Linked DNA regions of Mus musculus: region 1 is linked to region 2. A link is a loop called in an ENCODE intact Hi-C map of the cell type or tissue named here. Cell type or tissue: gastrocnemius. All regions are shown on one strand.

Region 1 (2,500 bases), 130 kb before region 2:
TCGCTCCAGGTCAGGCCTCTCTCCCACTGCTGATCCATCTGAGGATGTTGGCGCTCAGCCCTTGTGTTGTGCTTCACTTTGTTCTAAGACAGAGCCTCACTCTGTAGCCCTGCCTGGCCTGGAACTATGTGGACCAGGCTAGCCTTGAACTTGAGCTCCCTACCTCTGCCTCCTCCTCAGTGCTGGGATTAAAGGTGTGCCTGGCTGCCTGCCCCTTATCCTCACAGCTAGGAAGGCCATTGTGGCTGCTACAGCTGAGAGAGTACAGGGAAGAAGTCCCCGGCACTTCAGTAGTCATGAAGCAGAAGCCCGCCCTGTAGTTCCTGCCTGTCTCAGGTGATCCACACTCCTGGGAGGAAGAGACAGCCTTACGTTCTGTCCAGTTCCTTGATGCACTGTGCAGTGACGGCAAATGTCTTGTTTTGTTTTTTTGGCTTTTGAAGACAAAGTGTTGTACAGTTCTGGGTGCTGGCCTGGAACTTGTGGCCATCCTCTTGCTTCGGAGGTCTTTTGAGTGCTAGGATTTTAGACTTGTACTGCAACTTTTCCCGTGGCCTCCATTACAAAGTGTGTTACACGTGCTTCCAAGGAGCTGAGGGTGACATTGGGCAGGAAGACCCTGGTTCACTTGTGTTTATTTCTTTCTAGTGTGCTGCTCATTTTCCTAGTTTGCCACATGCAATAAGCAAGACTGTGGTCCTTCAAAGATGCCCACTTTTGTATTAGTTGTATTCTCATCACTGTAACCAAATACCTGAGGCAGACTAATTGTATAAAGAAAAGAGGTTTATTTAGCTCAGAGCCTGGGTATCATTTGCATCGGCTCAGCTCTTTTCATGGCCTACTTGCTGTTCTGGGACATCACTGTGTCTGTGGCTCGTCTCTGCTTATAATGCCATCAGGATTCTGCAATTCTGTCCTTGACTTCCATCCTAGTGATCTTAGGGCCTAGAGGCTCCACTTTTGAGTCTTTACCGTCTAAGTCTGTACTCTCTTAACCACTAGCAGAAATTTCTGGGGACTACACTCCTGCTGGAGCTCTAGGGGGAAAAACACTCGAAGGTTAGGCATGGTGTCTCACACTTGCAACCCACTAACTCCTTTTCTTTCTTTTTTTTATTTTTGTTTTTGTTTTTTGAGACAGGGTTTCTCTGTATAGCCTTGGCTGTCCTATCCTGGAACTCACTTTGTAGACCAGGCTGGACTCGAACTCAGAAATTCACCTGCCTCTACCTCCCAAGTGCTGGGATTAAAGGCGTGCGCCACCACATCCGGCCTTTTCTTTCTTTTTTTTAAATTAAGAAAAAACAAGGTATATTTTTACTTATGTGTATGGGTGTGTGCCACATGTGTGCAGGTACCCTAGGAGACCAGAAGAGGGAGTCAGATCCCTTGGAGCTGGGGTACAGATGGTTGTGAGTGACAGGGTGCTGGGAGCCAAGCTCAGGTCCTCTGCAAGAGGAGGAAATGCCCTTAACCTCAGAGCCAGCTCCAGCTCTGGAGGGTTCTTTTTTTGGGGGGAGGGGGTGTTTGAGGCAGACGTACACATTGAGATCAGGCTGGCCTCAATCAAATGCATGTGATTTTCCTGCCTTAGCCTCCACAGCAATAAGATCACAGGTATCTACCACCACACCTGACAGCAGTGACCCACCCTTTATTTCTTTTTCCTTTTTTAAAAAAAATTATTTATGTATTTATTTATTTTATGTATGTGAGTACACTGTTGCTCTCTTCAGACACACCAAAAGAGGTCATCAGATCACATTGTAGATGTCTGTGAGCCACCATATGGTGGCTGGGAATTCAACTCAGGACCTTTGGAAGAGCAGTCAGTGCTCTTAACCACTGAGCCATCTCTCCAGCCTGACGACCCCTTTGTTTCTTTAGTCTGTGGCTGGCTGGGCTCTGCTGGGAACCTCCTCTGTGGGGGTGCAGGAGCTGAGTGACAGGTGGCAGGTGCCACCATGGAGCATTGGTACCACTAGTTCCCATGGCTTCTCCCTGTAGTCTTCTCCACCAGGCTCCCAGCCTGCTCATCACGGTCCCGTTCAGCAGGAAGTGGGTGCTATGGGCCATTAAGGGCAGGGCCTGGATGTGCACAGTGTTATCCCTATGGCCCTGTCAGTCGGATCAGCCCTGAGTGCCGGCCACAGACAGTGCAGGAAACATAAACTGCCATACTTGACCACAGTGCAGGCACCCTTGGATTTGAATCCTGGTATCACCACTGATTGGCTGTGTGATATTCAGAGCGGGTTGCCCTCTCTGAGCATTTATTCTGTATTTCAAAATCAGGCAAACATCTGGCCTTTGTTGTGCATGTCTGTAATGCCAGCCCTGGGAGTCTGAGGATAGGAGGAAGTATGTTCAAGGTTCATCTTGGTTACTAGCCAGTTTGAGGTCAGCCTGGGCTACATGAGATTCTGTCAAAACAACAAAAGGAGGTAGTCATAAAACTTAACCCCAAGATTCCTGTATGATAGTGGAAGGCTCTGAC
Region 2 (2,500 bases):
TGCCGTAGCCCTACATTCCTGGGGATAGTCACTGTTGCTCTCTGGTGGGAGAATTAGGGTCCTGTGGTCTAGAGGCTCAGGCGGTTGAGACCACTGGCAACAGAACGCACAGCTCTTAGAAGCGCAGAAGGAAGGGGTTGATGTGTGGCTCAGCCAGTAGAGTGCTCACCTAGCGTGCAGGAAGCCCAGGTTCAATCTCCAACACTGCATAAAAAAGACTGTTAGGGTACATAGCACTGGGAAGGTGGAGGCAGGTGGAATGAGAGTTTAAGTATAGCAGAGAGAGAGAGAAAGAGAGTGAGAGAGAGAGAGAGAGACAAGATAAGCTCAGTGGTGGCAGTAGCCCATGCCTTTAATCCCAGCACTCAGGAGGGAGTTCCAGACAAGCCAGGGAGATATAAACCAACCGACCAAGAACTCTCACAAAAAAATTATACACTGGGTTTTCATCCCTCCCTCTGAACCTGCCCGCGTGTGATCGATCGATCGATCGATCGATCAATACCCCAGGCCTCAGGGACTGAACTCAGGCCTTTTGCTAGCTACACAAGCACTGAACTGCTGGGAGCTAAAATTCAGCTCTTGTTCTTCTAAGGCAGTGTCACTTATGTAGCCCAGGGTGGCTTCGAACTAGAGACCCTACTGCCTCAGTGTCCCATGTGCTGGGATTGCAGACACTCATGTGTGTCGCCCTGAAGAACCTTGGAGGAGGGTTGGTAGAGTTAACAGTCCAGGATGCTTGACATTCGGTCCTTAAATTGCACTGTTGTAAGTACTGCATATTTTAGGTCCTCCAATGCCCACACCTCATCTAGGTGAAGGCCTTAATCCCCCCCGACGGCACATGGAAGGAAACAGGGACTGAGAAGCTACGCCAGGAGCTAGCTCAAAGCTTAGCTAGGAGAAGTCCCATGTGCATGCATTCCACCGACTTAAAAATCAAGTCTGACCCGGCTGGAGCAAAGGATTGCACTCTGGGTGTTCCCAGCCCATCTCAACACCCTGACCTGGATCCCACTGACTCCTCCAGGAAGCCCAAACGGGATCCTTCACCTCTGGGAACCGGGCTGGAGGGCAGAGGAGGCCGGACGAGGAGACCAAGGGTGGAGCACAGATGGCAGCCAGATGAAGGGAGAGCTAGAGTTGGAGGAGGCCCAAGGAAGAAGACCTGAGGGTGGAGGGCAGGGACAGAAAGAAGCCTGGGAACAGAGACTCTGCCACGCCCTCGCGGCCCGCTGCGCTCCCCTGCTCCCGGAGCTGTGCACCTGCCCGGGCCCGCCTAGCATTCCCAGGCCCTGAGCTCAGCTGTCCAGCCCGCGGGGAGCGCGCGTCCCCTGGCGGTCAAGGCGTTTCTAACACCCACATTAGCCTCGGGAAGAGCAGGGCTCTCTGAAACTGAAGAAGAGGCTTACCTATTTGATAATGGCACAGTCGCCAAAAGATCCTCTTCCCGTCATATGCTGGGAAGAACAAGGGCTTTTAGCTGCTGAGCTGTTTCTTAGCTCTTGTCTGTGCGCACGTGGGTACCGGTGTCTACAGAGGCTTCAGCTGGTCAGTGAGCCAGCCACTCGATATGGATGCTGGGAACCAAACTCTGGTCCTCCACACTCTAAACAGCGGAGACATCGCTTCAGGAGAGGGATCAGGTCTTTCTGTGTAGGTCTGGCTGGCCCCGAGCATATGATGTAATCAACCCTGGGGCTGTCTTCAGACATCTGCCTTTGAAAACTGGGATTACAGGCATGTGCCACCATGCTCAGGCCTTTTAAAAACACTTGCATTTTGAGATAGAGTTGCCTAAGCTGGCCCCTTCAATGTACGCCGCTGCACCGACAGACCTGGAATTCACCCTTATTTTATGTCAGTCTCTCACATAAGTGGGCTATAATGGATGCTCTATTTGTGAAGCCTGGATTCTCACAGCCCCGGAATCCTCTTGTGCCATCTTTGCACTGTCCAGTGAGGTAACCTATTTCTCTTCATTTTACAAGTTAGGCAACTGAGATACTCTTGTTAGGGGGCGTCCAGAATTTAACTCTCCACCTCGGATTGCTGGCTTGTGGTAGACTCCAGGAACATGCGATTCCGAGATAGAAAGAAAAACCAGAAATTATGGGCAAAACAAATGAAAGAGATTTAGAATGTCAAAGAGATGAGATCTGGGACTTGGATCCTATTTTTCTACTAGAGATTGAACCTAGGGACTGACTAATGATAGGCAGAGGCTCTACCACTGAGCCACGCCCCCAGCCCCTCACTGGGGGATTCTAGGCAGGGGCTCTACCACTGAGCCACGCCCCCAGCCCCTCACTGGGGGATTCTAGGCATGGGCGCCGTCACTGAGCTAGATCTCCATTTTCAGTTAAGAAGTTTCTCTCAGTAGACACTTATGCTTTTGGGTTTGTTGTTTTAGAATTTTACCATCTCAGATATCCTACCAGGTGAAGCGATGTATGTCTGTAGCCTCAGCCACAGAGAGGCAGGAGAAGCCATTAGTAAA

Evidence for each region. Hi-C counts contacts between places; a loop is a spot of excess contacts. Peaks named below come from ENCODE experiments on the same cell type or tissue, not always from the same donor. Only the 100,000 strongest peaks of a DNase experiment are listed, where the experiment ranks them.
Region 1: it touches region 2 in a loop (2.5-fold over the local background); 3 of 42 quality-filtered maps call a loop at or near these places.

The regions. Positions count from the first base shown.
Region 1 is chr7:19,232,887-19,235,386 of GRCm38, forward strand. All of the region lies in intron 1 of Opa3 (optic atrophy 3), which reads left to right. Among named protein-coding and RNA genes, the nearest start is that of Opa3, 5.7 kb to the left of the region's middle. In gastrocnemius, a CTCF peak has its summit at 1,369 (motif pointing right); no DNase peak of the experiment used is centred here; H3K27ac peaks cover 2,389 bases.
Region 2 is chr7:19,362,782-19,365,281 of GRCm38, forward strand. All of the region lies in intron 1 of Ppp1r13l (protein phosphatase 1, regulatory subunit 13 like), which reads left to right. Among named protein-coding and RNA genes, the nearest start is that of Ppp1r13l, 2.8 kb to the left of the region's middle. In gastrocnemius, a CTCF peak has its summit at 1,332; a DNase peak (open chromatin) is centred at 1,283; H3K4me3 peaks cover 838 bases; H3K27ac peaks cover 1,396 bases.